Linked DNA regions of Homo sapiens: region 1 is linked to region 2. A link is a loop called in an ENCODE intact Hi-C map of the cell type or tissue named here. Cell type or tissue: HepG2. All regions are shown on one strand. Links, peaks and the distances in the headings refer to the core of each region. The heading gives the core; the rest is flanking DNA. Region 1 overlaps NEK5 (NIMA related kinase 5). Region 2 holds the start of UTP14C (UTP14C small subunit processome component).

Region 1 (8,626 bases), core at 109-8,108, 90 kb after region 2:
TATTGCCCCATCAACGTTACCACTAAATACTACTAGGCTCTCTAGTATGTCCAAGTACCTCTGCTCTTACCAATTGAACTGAATCTTACCAAGATCATTTTGTTTTTTCCCAAATATGTTTACGCCATTTATTCTTGTCTTTGTAACATAAACTGATGAAATATGAATAGAAAATGAAAGGTGATTATTTTCCAAAAGCTATGCTGAATATTTTGGAGGACTCAGTAAAAGTGAGTAGTTTTTAAAAAAAATAGCTATTGACCTAAATGTTGATGGGATGAATGAAATATAACTGGAAAACTTCTAAAAGGATTATGTACAGACTATCCACAAATCCTTGCTCCACATTAAAGAAAAGAGACTAGAAATTCTAAATAAGACACATAACTTACATAAGAAAGAAAATTCAGAACTATAGTCAGTGGACTCATAATCTACCAACTATAATTCTGAATTTTCTTGAACTGTAGTGAGTTATTCTTGTCTTTATTACATAAACTGATGAAATATGAATAGAAAATGAAAGATGTGATTATTCCTCCAAAAGCTATGCTGAATATTTTGGAGGACTCAGTGAGTTTAAAAATAAATAAATAAATAACCATTGACCTAAATGTTGAATGAAATGAATGAAATATAACTAGAAAACTTCTAAAAGGATTGTGGACAGATTATCCACAAACACTTGCTCCGTATTAAAGAAAAGAAATTATCCTTTAACAAATGCTTGTCATTTCCTTAAATTTTTTTTCTTTTTTTTTTTCCTGGCCATTTCCACTCAAAGGATGATTATGTCTTCTTATGTTAAAATATGTCTGTATAATTGCTAGGATCCAAATGTCTTTGTCTTCCCCAAATGTATATGTTGAAATTTTAACCCCCACAGTGATGGTATTAGGAGGTATAGGGCTTTTGGAAGGTGACTAGGTCATGAGGGTGGAGCCCACATTAATGGATTGCTGTCCAAGAGAGAACCCTCTCCCCTTCCACCATGTGAAGTCACAATGAGGCGGACCATCTATGAACCAGAAAGTGAACCCTCACCAGACACTGAATCTGCCTGCACCTTGATCTTGCACTTCCCAGCCTCCAGAACTGCCAGAAATAAATTTCTGCTGTTTATAAGCCACCTAGTTTATGGTATTTTGTTATAGCTGCTGGAATAGACTAAAACAGATGATTTTCTGCTCTAACCAGCTTTCTTCATTAGCCAACCAACTAACAGCTGGGATCTTGTTAGAAAAGAAGGATTTCTACTCACTTGTTTGTCTACACTTCATTCTTTTGTACCTAAACAGTAGTTAGCACATCAAAGGGGCTTAAATGTTTGTTGAGTGGATTCATTAAAAACAAACAAACAAAAAAACCCTGAAGGAACACAAAACATAAGCGCCAAAATCAGTCTTATAAGCAATTGTTGATAACATTTTCCCCTGTAGTACCCATTAAATGCCAAAATCTCTTGCCAAATATCTATCTTTTGCTATCCTACTCTTTAAAGTACCCTAACCAACTTTACTGTGGATATCAGTAACCTGGCAGTGTCTACCCTTGGTTGCTTCTAATTCACAAACCATGCATCTTCTTTCACATATTTCAATTTTTCCTCCTCTCTTCTTTAAGAGACGATCCATTCAGTTATTAACAAACTTCTATTGAGGACATGCAAAAGCAAGGAATGCTGTGTAGGAATAAAAAGCAAAGAAGCCATCCATTCTACTGTTAAGGAGGCGAAGTCTAGTTGGGGAGTCCCTCAGCATTGGGTGAGAAGTGCTGTGAAGAAGTCTGTAGGCTGGAGGGTGAGGAGAAAGCGCATGCAAGTAAGACTGGAGATCTAGGAAGGGTTCTGAGAAGATGCTTCCCCATATGCCTTAATGTCTAGAGATCGGTTATTTTCAGGAATGTGTTACTTTTAGGAGAATTGATGTTTCTTGTCATTGAAGCTCAGTCAGTAAAAGGTCTGCCACAGCAATGAAGGGATGGCAATTTCAAAACCATGGAAGAATCAGAATAATGAAACAGAGGAGACACATTATTTCATCTCACTTCCTTTTCACCAACCTCCAACTCACTCAACCTTACACTGGCTTTTGGTGAAAGAAACTGACTAAAAATTCATCATGACAGAGATACCTTTTTTTTTTTTTTTGAGACGGAATCTCGCTCTGTCACCTGGGCTGGAGTGCAGTGGCGCAATCTCGGCTCACTGCAAGCTCCGCCTCCTGGGTTCACGCCATTCTCCTGCCTCAGCCTCTCCGAGTAGCTGGGACTACAGGCGCCCGCCACCATGCCCGGCTAATTTTTTGTATTTTTAGTAGAGACAGGGTTTCACTGTGGTCTCGATCTCCTGACCTCGTGATCCACCCGCCTTGGCCTCCCAAAGTTCTGGGATTACAAGCGTGAGCCACCGCGCCCGGCCGACAGAGATAGCTTAAACTACTGGCCAGGTGCAGTGGCTCATGCCTGTAATCCCAGCACTTTGGGAGGCCGAGATGAGTGGATCACCTGAGGTCAGGAATTTGAGACCAGCCTGGCCAACATAGTGAAACCCTGTCCCTACTAAAAATACAAAAATTAGCCAGGCATGGTGGCGGGCGCCTGTAATCCCAGCTACTCAGGAGGCTGAGGCAGGAGAATTGCTTGAACCCGGGAGGTGGAGGTGCAGTGAGCCAAGATTGTGCCACTGCACTCCAGCCTGGGTGACAGAGTGAGACTCCGTCAAAAAAAAAAAAAAAAAAAAAAAAAAGAAACTACTTAATGTCAATTAGCATTATCTGACTGTAAAATAAGGATTTTCCCCCATTAGCCACTGTTAATTTTATATTTATTGGAAGTGTCTGGAAAAATCATTTATGCTCTCAAATTTTCCATCTGCTGTAAAGCTCATGGATCACTGACACTTCAAAACAATTGAGGGGCACTAAATAACCTTTTTATTTGTCAAATTCCAACATTTATTAAACAATTATTATAATTCATTCTAAAATGCACTTTTAAAAAATCAAGGGCCTGGCGCAGCAGCTCTCTCCTGTAATCCCAGCACTTTGGGAGGCCAAGGCTAAGGCAGGTGGATTGCTTGAACTTAGGTGTTTGAGACCAGCCTGGGCAACATGGCGAAAACCTGGCTCTATAATGAAAAAATATTCAAAAATTAGCCAGGTGTGGGGGTACATGCCTGTAGTCCCAGTACTCAGGAGACTGAGGTGGGAGGATCCCTTAAGCCCAGAAGGTCAAGGCTGCAGTGAGCTGTAATCACACCACTGCACTCCAGCCTGGGCAACAGAGTAAGACTGTCTCAAAAAAAAAAAAAAAAAAATCAAGATTGTTTCTTACAGACATTGGCATCTTCCAATCACTTGCTGTAGACCCGGCAGGCTTAATGTTTTCACTGCCTAAATAATTTTTAGAATACCTTAACCAACTTTGTTTGCTTATATTTTCTTTTTTATGTGTGCATTAGAGTAATATAAAATAAAACTCTGTGTTTAAATAAATGTAAAAGAGCTCTTTCTGGCCAGGCACAGTACTCACAGCACTTTTGGAGGCCATGGCGAGAGGATCACTTGAGGCCAGGAGTTCAAGGCTGCAGTGAGCCATGATCCAATTAACCCAATTGCAAGTAAATGAAATCTATAACAACCTAAATAAGCTTAGAAGAGGACCATGAGCCACAGATAACAGTCCCAGCTGACACCTTGATTTCAACTAGCTGAGACTCCGGGCAGAGAATCCAGCTAAGCCAACCTCAGGCTTCTGACCTACAGAAATCAAGAGATAATAAATAGGTGTTGTTGTTAAGCCACTAAATTTGTGTTCATTTGTTATGTAGTAATAGAAAACAAATACAACAGCATGGGAATTTTTGCCTATTTTGTTTGCTGATATATCTCCAAGACCTAGAACATGCCTGGCATATAACAGACACTTAGTGAATGTTTATTGATGGAATATACATGGAATTAATTTTGTCTTAGGAAAATATCACTACATTCTCATTATTTTTCTTATGTTGCTTCAAACCAATAAAAACATCCTATTTTCTTTTTTTTTTTTTGAGACAGAGTTTCACTCTTCTTGCCCAGGCTGGAGTGCAGTGGCGCAATCTCAGCTCACTGCAACCTCTGCCTCCCAGGTTCAAGCGATTCTCCTGCCTCAGCCTCCCAAGTAGCTGGGATTACAGGTGCACACCACCATGCCCGGCTAAACGTTTTTGTATTTTTAGTAGAGACGGGGTTTCACCATGGCCAGGCTGGTCTTGAACTCCTGACCTCAGGTGATCTGCCCGCCTCGGCCTCCCAGGGTGCTGGGATTACAGGCATGAGCCACTGCGCCCGGCCAAAACATTCTATTTTCTATAGACAAACATTAGAGCCATGGTTCTTATGATCAGAGATAAGCGATTTGAGGGAAAACAAGCCTTTACCTACACTCTCTAAAAGACAGAGGCTACAAGGCCTCTGAGGCTTTTAGATAAGCTCAGTAGTTCAAGTCCCAGCAATCAGCCAAGCAAACTCAAAGGCATCACAATAGCTCTAGCTTTCCTAAACACAGGGGTGCTCTACTTAAAAAGAGTCATAAGAAAATGTAAACTTACAGTATCAACAAACACAGCAGAGGTTATGTATACTGTAAAAATGACCTTAGTTCTGCAAAAGCTTCCAGTGGTAAACTGTCCTCAAAAATCAATCTCACATGGTATAAGGAAATACTCCAGTCTCTAAAAGTGGTCCAGTCCATTTGCTCATTCAGTAAATAGGTATTGAGCAGCCATTGTGTGCTACATGCCAAGGATCAAGTGGTGAGCAAAACAGATGGAGCCCCAAAATTCATTAAGTTTACCATGTAAAGGGCGACAAATATGAAACAAATTCATAATTATATAAATAGACATATGTAAGTACAACTGCTGTGGAAGAGAACCAAAGGGAGCTGTAATTTGAATTGTGAGTTCAGAAAAGGCCTGAGGATAAGTAGGAGTTAGCCAGAGAGTCACAATAATCTCAAACAAAATAAAGAAGAGAAAGATCATCTTATAGCATTATCAGTATCCAATGGACAGGAATGCAGGGCACTTTATTCAGTGGCTTTCCTTGAAAGTTATTCCATGCAACCCAATTCCAGACCATGTGTACTGTTCTGCTCCCAGGAAGACCTCAGAAGAGTCCCAAGAGCTCTTTTTAAATACCCAGAAGCCAAAGAAGGGCCATACACACAGAAGTACCTTGAATGTAGCGGTTTTAATCAGTAAGGAACACAGTGCTCTGCACAGTTTACATACTCAAGACACAGTGGCTGTATTTATTTATTGACTGACTTTTACCCAACTGATGATGCTTGAAGATATTGAGGTTAACACTTCTGCTCCATGAACTAATTATCAGTCTTAAAACAGCCCTGCGCTGGGGGCTGGGCTGGGGAATGACCCTTCATAAAACTGTCAGCACATACAGCCCTGTCACAACTTAAGACACACCTGACATACTGTAGATTTGTTTATTGTCTATCTCTTCCCACTAGAATATAAATTTCATGAAAACAGGGATTTTCATCTGCTTTGTTCACTGCTATATTCCTGACACCTAGAACAATGCCTGGCATAGAGTAAGCACTCAATAAGTATCAGTTCAGTGAATGAATGCTGTCTGACCAATGCTCCTTCATTTATTATTTATTTTTTACCTTTGGACTACAGTGATGCGTGGAGGCAGAATTGTATTCAGATGTATGGAGGAAGGGACTTCCTTCCCTAAAGTTGTCAGCAGAATTGTATTCAGGTGTACAGAGGAAGGTACTTCCTTCCCTAAAGTTCTCCCCCTCTCCGTGGCAGTGTGCTAGGCTATGGTGCGTGGCTGTTTGCTGGCTCTCTGTAAGAGGATTACACAGTCCCATCTGTTGCCTGAGGATATGCAGGATCTCATGTAAACAGAGTACCCCCCAGCACACACACACAAACACACACATCCTAGCAGGGCTTTGAGAGCGATAGTGTGGTGGGCTCTGTGTTTTCCCCTCTTCTCTTGCTTATGAGAACAGCTGGTTCCTTATCTGAGCTGCTCCTTCAGCCTGGGCCCCAGACTCAAGACCCCAGCCCACCACAGCTAGCATGTAATGTAAGTGAGAAATAGATGTGTCTTATTGTAAGTCACTTAAATTTGGGGGTTGTTACTACAGCAAAGAAGCTAATAAGCCAGTCATTAATTTTTTGGGAGAGTGAGAATTAAGGAGAGGCAGAAAAACAAGAAAACATAAGAAAGCCGTCTACAAAAACTTACTAGAGAGGAAATAACGAGGACGTCTCAAGCTGCAATTTAAGTAAATGGGGAAATGACCCATTTACAAAAATTAATTTATACACAGTCCTTAGGAACAAATCTTTTTACATATGTCAACATGCCTATACTTTATAAAAATACTTAACGAATATTAGAAAATCAAACCTTGAAATGAATTGAAGAAGGCTACAATGTTGGGATGTTTCATCTTTTCCAGAAGAATCACTTCTTTCTTTGAAGCTTCTTTTTCTTGTATGGGCATCTAAATTACATTAAGAGACAGAGTAGTCTATAAAGCTAACTTGGTTTCAAGAACATGCTTTCTGCTCATTTCCATCTAAAATTCTCTAGGATTTCACTGGCTTTTAATGTCACTTTGAAAACGATCTTTCAATGGCAGGAAACAACATTTCTAGAATTAGCAGAGTGCCCTACATCTCATCAATGGTTTGTTGACAACCATCATCAAGAAAATAAATATTTCTGGTGAAGTTTTGCTATATTAAAAGTTGGACTGGTGGTACCGTGTTCATTATCTAGCCATATGGAGCCATATTTTAATATCTATCTTTCAGTAGCGAAGGAATTCTTTATAAAAATGCAACATTCCAGGAGCAATCACTGCTGAGAAGAAACAAATGAAATCTAAAAAAAGAAAATGTGTCATATCCCACAGAAATCAGGTCAGTAAAATTTTGTATTAAGATGACTACATTTTTCATTTTCAAATAAAAATTGTCTTGCATGACTTCATTTTAGAAGTATTTGGGTGTATTTTCTTGTTCTACTTTCACCTATAGACAATACTTGCCAAGGGGTTTGGTGCCAGTACCAGTGGCCACACCTCATTTCTACTTTTTCTTCCTCACTCTTGATGCTTTGCTGACTTGTCATTTCTACCCTGACTTCCAGCCCCTGACTGCCCCGCTTTTCTGATGTCCACGGGGCCTCCACCCATTAGAGGTCTTCAACATTGGCCAGATTTCTCATTCTCATTTAGACTTAAGAACTTCTTAAAAATTAATATTCTCAATTCTAGCTTCCCTACATCTCAGCTGAAGGATCCTTCAGTAAGTTCCTTAAACCCCTCTAAGCTTCAGTGTTTCCTGCCCCAATTTAAATTGTATAGTCAGTACATAGGAGTTTCAAAACAAAAACAGCTAAATTACTCCTACCAGCTGGATACATTTAGCAACTTAAAAAATTCCTAACTACTATTTATTTAAAAGAATATTATAAACAAAATTAAAAGACAAACAAAAGGATAAGATACAATATTTGTACCATATATGACAAATATATTTATAATATAAAAATTGATGGCAAATAATTTTTAAAAAGGCAAACACCCCAACAGAAAAATAGCAAAGTACAAGAATAGTCAACTCGAAAAAAAAAGAGAAATAAAAATGGCTGATAGAAAAAATATTCAATCTCATGCAGTAATCAAAGGAATAAAAACTAAAGCAAAATTTGGCTGGGTGTGGTAGCTCATGCCTGTAATCCCAGCTCTTTGGGAAGCCAAGGCAGGCAGATCACTTGAGGCCAGGAGTTCAAGACCAGCCTGGCCAACATAGCAAAACCCTGTCTCTACTAAAAACACAAAAAATTAGCCAGGCGTGGTGGCACACACCTGTGGTCTCAGCTACTCAGGAGGCTGAGGCAGGAGAATCCCTTGAACCTGGGAGATGGAGGCTGCAGTAAGCCAAAATCACACCACTGCACTCCAGCCTGGGTGACAGAGTAAGACTCCATTGCAAAAAAAAAAAAAAAGGAATAAAAGCTAAAACAAAATGTAATATAGTATTCCATGTATGAAACTGGCAAAGATGAAAAGAATGTCAATAACTACTATTGGCCAGAAAGCAGCAAAATGGACACTCATTTATTTCTGGTAAAACTACACAAATTGATAAAATATTTCTGGGAAGGCAGTTTTACAATATATAATATGAATCTTTAAAATGTTCATTTTTGTGGGGGGTCTGTATCCTGCTGAAGAAATCTTTTTTTTTTTTTTTTTAAGACAAGGTCTTGCTCTATCACCCAGGCTGGAGTGCAGTGGCATGATCTTGGTTCACTGCAGCCTCTGCCCACTGAGCTCAAGTGATCCTCCCACCTCAGCCTCCTGAGTAGCTGAGACCACAGGCAAGCACCATCATACCCGGCTAATTTTTTGTATTTTTAGTAGAGATGGGGTCTCACCATGTTGCCCAGGCTGCTCTCGAACTCCTGGCCTCAAGTGATCTAGCTGCCTCAGCCTCCCAAAGTGCTGGGATTACAGGCATGAGGGAAATGTTCCTATTTTTGACTAATTCTTCTAGAAATTTATCCAAAGAAGATAATAAAAGGGT
Region 2 (8,626 bases), core at 103-8,102:
CCAAGTAGCTGGGATTACAGGCATGTGCCACCACACCACACATATTGGTCAGGCTGGTCTTGAACTCCTGACCTCAGGTGATCCACCCGCCTCGGCCTCCCAAAGTGCTGGGATTACAGGCGTGAGCCACTGCACCCAGCCAATAAATGTTTTATGACTCAAAGAATAATTATAAACAGAGGGAGACCAAAGTATTACAAGTCATTAAAGAATATACTTTTAGATATTTTCATACTAATTATATCTAATTGTGATATAGGCACAAGATCTAGCTTTTAAAGACTTGCATTTTTCAGATAAAAACCCTGAGTATTGCTTTAGTATTGTGATCCTATCTGAAGACAGGTTTGTTGAATCTTAATTCTTGTTTATAGTATTTTATTACCATTTTTTTTACTAAGAACACTGTCAAAACTTTTTAGTATTTCTTTAGACCATCTCATTCATAAATCAACACTTACTGTTGATGCCTGTTCTGTGTGAAACCCTCAGTGGAGGAAATAGCAAAGAACTAGAAGTCATGGTCTCATTTGAAGGACTGTACTTCTAATTCAATAAAAAATGTAGAAAACATCATTTTTAGTATGACCAACATGGAGAAACCCTGACTCTACTAAAAATACAAAATTAGCCGGGCGTGGTGGTGCATGTCTGTAATTCCAGCTACTCGGGAGGCTGAGGCGGGAGAAGCACTTGAACCCGGGAGGCAGAGATTGTCAGCCAAGATGGCGCCATTGCACTCCAGCCTGGGCAACAAGAGTGAAACTGTCTCCAAAAAAAAAAAAAAAATCAAATCTTCTTTATAACTGTAAGAAAATAGTTATCTACAACTTTTTGCTTGATTTTAACCTAATATATTCTTTTTTTTGTTTTTGTTTTTGTTTTTTTGAGACGGAGTTTCACACTTGTTGCCCAGGCAGGAGTGCAGTGATGCAGTCTCGGCTCTCAGTCTCTCAGGGTAGGTAGCAGGCTTTTTTTTTTTTTTTTTTTTGAGATGGAGTCTCACTCTGTCACCCAGGCTGGAGTTCGGTGGCATGATCACGGCTCACTGCAACCTCCGCCTCCTGGGTTCAAGCGATTCTCCTGCCTCAGCCTCCTGAGTAGCTGGGATTACAGGTGCGTGCCACCGTGTCTGGCTAATTTTTGTAACTTAATATATTCTTAACCATTACATTCTATTTTAGGTATCCTGAAGCAGTTTATGTTGTTTATACCGGCGATGTTAATGTCAACGGTCAACAGATACTAGAAGGTGCTTTCAGAAGATTTAACATCAGATTAATTCACCCAGTGCAGTTTGTTTTTTTAAGGAAACGCTATCTTGTGGAAGATTCACTGTATCCTCACTTCACACTGCTGGGCCAAAGTCTAGGATCCATTTTTCTTGGCTGGGAAGCTCTAATGCAGTGTGTTCCTGATGTTTACATTGATTCAATGGGATACGCTTTTACGCTTCCTCTGTTTAAGTATATAGGGGGTTGCCAAGTTGGAAGCTATGTTCATTATCCTACTATCAGCACCGACATGCTCTCTGTAGTGAAGAATCAAAATATTGGATTTAATAATGCAGCCTTCATTACCAGGAATCCTTTTCTCAGCAAAGTAAAGCTCATCTACTACTATTTATTTGCTTTTATTTATGGACTTGTTGGTTCTTGCAGTGATGTAGTCATGGTCAATTCTTCTTGGACACTAAACCATATTCTCTCACTATGGAAAGTTGGGAATTGCACTAACATTGTTTATCCACCTTGTGATGTGCAGACATTTCTGGACATTCCCTTACATGAGAAAAAGATGACCCCAGGACATTTGCTGGTTTCTGTTGGCCAGTTTAGGCCGGAAAAGAATCATCCATTGCAGATCAGAGCCTTTGCTAAATTGCTGAATAAGAAGATGGTTGAGTCACCTCCTTCGCTTAAACTTGTCCTCATTGGAGGTTGTCGTAACAAAGATGATGAACTTAGGGTAAACCAACTGAGAAGGCTGTCTGAGGATTTAGGAGTTCAAGAATATGTGGAATTTAAAATAAACATTCCATTTGATGAATTAAAGAATTATTTGTCTGAAGCAACAATTGGTCTGCATACCATGTGGAACGAGCATTTTGGGATTGGTGAGTTTGGCCTTTAAACAACTTGTTTGGTGCCATGAGATACACATTTTAAGTTCTTTTGATAAAATGATAATACTCTGGAAATCTGCATCATGCCCTAATTCTCTTGCCCTCATCCACCAAATGTGCTTTCCTCACTTGAGACCTTGTAAGATAGTAGTTAATAATAGCAGCTAGTATTTATTGACCAATTCCTGTGTGTGGGCCACTGTGTTGAGATTTTTACATGTATTATCTAATTTAAGCCTTTCTAAACCCGTTTGATAGGTGTTATTGTTATTCCCATTTTATAAATAAAGAAACTCAGGCACAGGAAGGTTTAGAAATTGCTCGAGTTCAGTTACACAGTAAGTGGTAGAGCCCGGATTCTAACCCAGATAGCCCCTGCTCTTAACAGCAACATTTTCTCTCTCCATCTAACCCCACTACATACTTACTGGTACAGATTCCTGGGCCCTACCCTAATCCTACAGAATGGCCAAATGAGAATCTCTGGACAAGGCCCAGGTAGATGTATTTTGATAATGCTGCTTAAGTGATTCTGTTATGCATCAAAAGTTGAGAACCACTGTTTGCATAGGGGCTTCTCACAGTAACTCTTTTAGTCTTTTATTGATTCTACCCTCACCATTGGAATGGCTCTCCTCTTTGTGCCAGATTGCATCATAAGTCTTCAACTTAAATCTCCTTGCACTTTAGCCTTTCTTGTTTATTCTGGCACAAACTGCTATCTCTATTCTGACCTGTTAAGCACACATTTTGCTATAAAATCAAGTACTGCTTTGTGTTTAATTTGGGTCCACATATATTTCTCAAGCGCTTTGTGCCTCACACTGTTAGTTGTTAGGGGAAATGAGGATAACATAAAAGTGACATTTCCTAAACTAAGACTTCAATTTCTCTTATACTCTTTTTACTCCTAGTTAGTAGTGTAGTGCTAGGCCCAGACATTAAGCAAGAACTTGTTGACCCAACCTGTTGCATGGGATCTGACCTCCTGTGCTTCCTTCCATAGAAACTTACTAAGCATTCACTCTGCTGAGCGCTTGGGTGGATGCTAGGGATGTGGTGGAGACAGGAGCTGCTTGGCCTGTCAGAGGCTTCCCACCCTCTGGTGGTACCAACAGGCTACACAGGCAAGTGCCGTGCCGTGCTGTGCCGTGTGCCAGGTGCTATGCTAAGGAAGTGCAGGGTGATGTGAAAGCGCCAAAGAGAAACCTAACACAGACTTGTGCGGGCAGGGAACAGTTGCCCAAGGAAATGATGTGACACTTGAGCAGGACCCGAACAATAGAGGTTAGCCAGGAGAGAGGGGAGAGTCTCCAGCAGAGGGAACAGCACTGTGACAGGAGTGACAACAGATGCATCAATAGGAACATTCAGCAGGAAGACAACAGAGAGGTGATATAGGCCAGGTTAAGCCAGTGGAAAAAAATAGCAGGATTTTAAGTATTGCACGTAAAAGCTTTCTGATTTCTCCAGTCCATTCTGGCCACATGGGGAGTGGATCAGTGAAGAGCAGGGAGAGCAAGACTGGAAGGGCAGTAAGATGAGCCGGCCTACTGTAGCAGCCCAGATGGAGGTGCTCATGAGCTGAACTTCGTAGGTGAACATGCTTGAGAAACATTCTGCAGTAGTATTGACCAGGACTTGGTGATTAACTGGATGTGTTAAATGAGGGAGGAAGAGAAGACTACCTAGGGTTTTGGGAGCAGGGCAGCTGTGAGAATGGTGTTGGCTTTCTCCCAGAGGGGAAATCCAAGAGCAAATGCCATTAATGAGCCAAGTTTTGAACCTGCAGAATTTGAGTTCATCTGTGGGACATGTGAGGGCATGCGTCCAGGAGGTAGTTTTGTATATAGGAGTCTGAAGTTGAGAGGAGTCTGGTCTGGAAATAAAAAATGAGGATTGTCCTTGTGCAGGTAGTTATCAAAGCTCCCGTGGATGTGGTTAAGATCGCCTGGGGAATATGTACAGAGTGAAAAGAGGCTCTCAGTACAAAATGCAGAGAACAGGAACAGCTGAGAAATGGGGAGAAGAAATGGAGAGGCGGGGAAAGCCATCCAAGTGCAGTGTCTTAGAAACCAAGGAAGAGAGTGTTTGGAGAAGAATGGAGAGGGCACAGATTCCGATGCTGCCCAGATGCTGGGGAAGGTAAGGCAGTCACTGGTGACCTGGGCAAGAGCAGTCTTGAGGGAGAAGTAGAAGCAAAAGTCAGACTATGAGCAAAAATCAAAAGTCAAGCACTCAGAAGTGAACAAGTAGAGTTGGTAAGTGCAAACCACACTTTCAGTAAGTTTATCTGTGAAGTACGGGGAGGGGGAGAAGAGACAGTGGCTAGGGGTGGGTGTTGCAGGACCTGAGAAAGGGCATGTGGTGCCCTAGCTTCCTAGCTGATAGGAAGGAGCCAGTAGAGAGGGAAAGGGTAAAAGATGCAGGTCTCTGAGAAAGTACAGGATGCTCTCCAGCTTCAAGCAGAATATGATATGAGCTACTGAATTCTGTTCTGCAGGGATTTCACCAGTTCTAAAAACATTTGGAATGATTTAATTTCTCTCCTATACATCCAGGATGATATCAGCTCTGTACCATCCTTCAGATAATTGGGAAAGCAGTCACTTGAATCATTCCCTGAAGGGCTTAATTCTCCTAGGAATATGGCTAAGAAGGGCTGGCTAGAGTAATTTATATTTCATGTGTATCATTTGGCAGAAACTAACCACAACTTTCATTTAGTTCAGCACTGTTGTTGGGCATGCAGTAGTCTCAAATATGCCAGAAATCCAGGCAGTAACATAAGCACGGCGATAGTATGCTTCACTTAGGTGATTCACTTTTTTATTTTTTCTGCTAATGTAATTTGAACTATTAAAATTGTTTTTTATATGTTTTTACTCCTTTTGTTTTTCTAATACCTGTTAATATTCTACCATCTTGCTAACATTCTCTAGTCTTCTTTTTTAATTATCTGCAATATATCTTTTTTAATAGGCTAGTCTTCCATCTACTTGTCTATTTTAACTAAGAATAAAGCAGCAGGCTGGGTGTGGTAGCTCACGCTGGTAAATCCCAGCACTTTGGGAGGCCAAGATGGGAGGACCACTTGATGCTAGGAGTTAGAGGCCAGCCTGGGCAACATAGTGAGACCCTATCTCTTAAAAAAAAAAAAGTGAAGCAGTATTATTATGAAGCTTTGAAAACTAAAAAACTTAAAATTATTTTATCTTGTACTGTAGAAGTTGAATAAGCAAATGTCTAGACATACATTTAATTAAGTTTCTCATAAGTCCCTTAAATTTTTTGAAGATTTCTATTCATCCTCATTCTTATGAACACACTCAAAAACTTAAAAGATTACATGATTTGTGTTTTTTTTCTCAGGAGTTGTGGAGTGTATGGCAGCTGGCACAATTATCCTTGCACACAATTCGGGGGGCCCAAAGCTTGACATTGTGGTTCCTCACGAAGGAGATATAACTGGCTTTCTGGCTGAGAGTGAAGAAGACTATGCTGAAACTATCGCTCACATTCTTTCCATGTCTGCAGAAAAGAGACTCCAAATCAGAAAAAGTGCTCGTGCATCTGTAAGCAGATTCTCTGATCAGGAATTTGAAGTGACATTCCTATCATCTGTGGAAAAGTTATTTAAGTAATGCCATATCTGTAAAATTAAAGATATTTTATATAAACTGGTTAAACACCTTCATATGTAAATATTTTTCTAAATTCAATCTCATTTGTCAAATCATTTTACTTTAGAAAACAGACAAAATTTCCTTTTAGAATAAAAGGAAGTGTTGAAAAGAAAATGGATGACTAGCCTTCGGCTTCCATTCTTGGTATACATGAGAGAGGCTGGCTGCTGAGATGAATGTGAACCAGGTTGCAGAGAATCTGGCTTTGAGCCACCAGGAAGAACTAGTGGATTTGCCAAAAAACTACCCCTTGAGTGAAAATGAAGATGAGGGGGACAGTGATGGAGAGAGAAAGCATCAAAAGCTTCTGGAAGCAATCATTTCCCTTGATGGAAAGAATAGGCGGAAATTGGCTGAGAGGTCTGAGGCTAGTCTGAAAGTGTCAGAGTTCAGTGTCAGTTCTGAAGGATCAGGAGAAAAGCTGGGCCTTGCAGATCTGCTTGAGCCCGTTAAAACTTCATCTTCTTTGGCCACTGTAAAAAAGCAACTGAATAGAGTCAAATCAAAGAAGGTGGTGGAGTTACCTCTTAACAAAGAAAAAATTGAACAGATCCACAGAGAAGTAGCATTCAGTAAAACCTCACAGGTCCTCTCCAAATGGGACCCTATCATCCTGAAGAACCAGCAGGCAGAGCAGCTGGTTTTTCCCCTGGGGAAGGAGCAGCCAGCCATTGCTCCCATTGAACATGCGCTCAGTGGCTGGAAGGCAAGAACTCCCCTGGAGCAGGAAATTTTTAACCTCCTCCATAAGAACAAGCAGCCAGTGACAGATCCTTTACTGACTCCCATGGAAAAGGCCTCTCTCCAAGCCATGAGCCTGGAAGAGGCAAAGATGCACCGAGCAGAGCTTCAGAGGGCTCGGGCTCTGCAGTCCTACTATGAGGCCAAGGCTCGAAAAGAGAAGAAAATCAAAAGTAAAAAGTATCACAAAGTCGTGAAGAAAGGAAAGGCCAAGAAAGCCTTAAAAGAGTTTGAGCAGCTACAGAAGGTTAATCCAACTGTGGCACTGGAAGAAATGGAAAAAATTGAAAATGCCAGAATGATGGAAAGAATGAGCCTTAAGCACCAAAACAGTGGGAAATGGGCCAAGTCAAAGGCAATTATGGCCAAATATGACCTGGAGGCTCGCCAAGCTATGCAGGAACAGTTGGCCAAGAACAAAGAACTGACACAGAAACTCCAGGTAGCCTCTGAGAGTGAGGAAGAGGAGGGAGGCACAGAAGTGGAAGAACTCCTTGTCCCTCATGTAGCGAATGAAGTGCAGATGAATGTGGACGGACCGAATCCCTGGATGTTCAGGAGCTGCACCAGTGACACCAAAGAGGCTGCAACACAGGAGGACCCTGAGCAAGTGCCAGAGCTTGCAGCTCATGAGGTTTCTGCAAGTGAGGCAGAAGAAAGACCAGTGGCAGAGGAAGAAATTTTGTTGAGAGAATTTGAGGAAAGGCAATCCCTTAGAAAAAGATCTGAGCTCAACCAGGATGCTGAGCCAGCAAGCAGTCAAGAAACAAAAGATTCTAGCAGCCAGGAGGTGCTGTCCGAATTGAGGGCACTATCTCAGAAATTGAAGGAAAAACATCAGTCCAGGAAGCAAAAAGCAAGTTCAGAGGGGACTGTTCCCCAGGTCCAGAGAGAGGAACCTGCCCCAGAAGAAGCGGAACCCCTATTGCTACAGAGGTCAGAGAGAGTACAAACTCTGGAAGAGCTAGAAGAGCTGGGAAAAGAAGATTGTTTTCAAAATAAGGAGCTTCCCAGACCTGTGTTAGAAGGACAGCAGTCAGAGAGGACCCCAAATAATCGGCCTGATGCCCCTAAGGAGAAGAAAGAGAAGGAGCAACTGATCAACCTACAGAACTTCCTGACCACACAGTCTCCTTCCGTGAGGTCTTTGGCAGTTCCCACAATAATAGAGGAGCTGGAAGATGAAGAGGAGAGAGACCAAAGGCAGATGATAAAGGAAGCTTTTGCTGGGGATGATGTCATCAGAGATTTCTTGAAAGAGAAGAGGGAAGCTGTGGAGGCGAGTAAGCCAAAGGACGTGGACCTGACACTACCTGGCTGGGGCGAGTGGGGTGGTGTGGGCCTAAAGCCCAGTGCCAAGAAAAGACGCCAGTTTCTCATTAAAGCCCCTGAGGGTCCTCCAAGAAAAGATAAGAATTTGCCAAATGTGATTATCAGTGAGAAGCGCAACATCCACGCAGCAGCTCATCAGGTACAAGTGCTTCCATATCCATTTACCCACCATCGGCAATTTGAAAGGACCATCCAGACCCCTATAGGATCCACATGGAACACCCAGAGGGCTTTCCAAAAGCTGACTACTCCCAAGGTCGTCACCAAGCCAGGCCATATCATTAAGCCCATAAAAGCAGAGGATGTGGGCTACCAGTCTTCCTCAAGGTCAGACCTGCCTGTCATACAGAGGAATCCAAAACGAATCACCACACGTCACAATAAAGAAGAAAAACTGTAGGTTGTGTAGCTGGAGAAGTGACAGTCAGGGGCCCTGATTCCACTTCCTTTGGTCCAGTTTTACTCTGCTACAGGGTGGATTCCAAAACTGGCTCAGCACATTGCATGTAGTTGAGCCACATTTTTTAAAAAAAGAAAATGGATGACCATTAATTGACTAGCATTTTAGAATTGATCAGACATTAGAACACAGAAAAATTCTAGTACATTTAAATTCTAAACAATACAGTGGATGACCCTTTTGAATATACCTAATGATTTCCTTAAAAAAGAAATTTTAAACAGACTTGTTTAATCGTGTTCTCAAAGCATACAGTCAAGAGGTGGGACTGACTGATGCTTT

The links. A loop is a pair of places that touch in the nucleus more often than their neighbours do. Peaks named below come from ENCODE experiments on the same cell type or tissue, not always from the same donor. Only the 100,000 strongest peaks of a DNase experiment are listed, where the experiment ranks them.
Region 1: it touches region 2 in a loop (6-fold over the local background); 12 of 110 quality-filtered maps call a loop at or near these places.

What each region holds. Positions count from the first base shown.
Region 1 is chr13:52,112,882-52,121,507 of GRCh38, forward strand. NEK5 (NIMA related kinase 5) reads right to left here. Exons shown (of 24, transcript NM_001365552.1): 4 at 6,438-6,534. Among named protein-coding and RNA genes, the nearest start is that of NEK5, 12 kb to the right of the region's middle. In HepG2, for the core only: no CTCF peak of the experiment used is centred there; a DNase peak (open chromatin) is centred at 4,500.
Region 2 is chr13:52,022,822-52,031,447 of GRCh38, forward strand. ALG11 (ALG11 alpha-1,2-mannosyltransferase) reads left to right here. Exons shown (of 4, transcript NM_001004127.3): 3 at 1,185-2,116; 4 at 5,498-8,626. The coding sequence ends at 5,769. UTP14C (UTP14C small subunit processome component) reads left to right here and starts at 1,870. Exons shown (of 2, transcript NM_021645.6): 1 at 1,870-2,116; 2 at 5,498-8,626. The coding sequence starts at 5,984. The coding sequence ends at 8,284. In HepG2, for the core only: CTCF peaks have their summits at 3,222 (motif pointing left) and 3,673; DNase peaks (open chromatin) are centred at 2,820 and 3,700.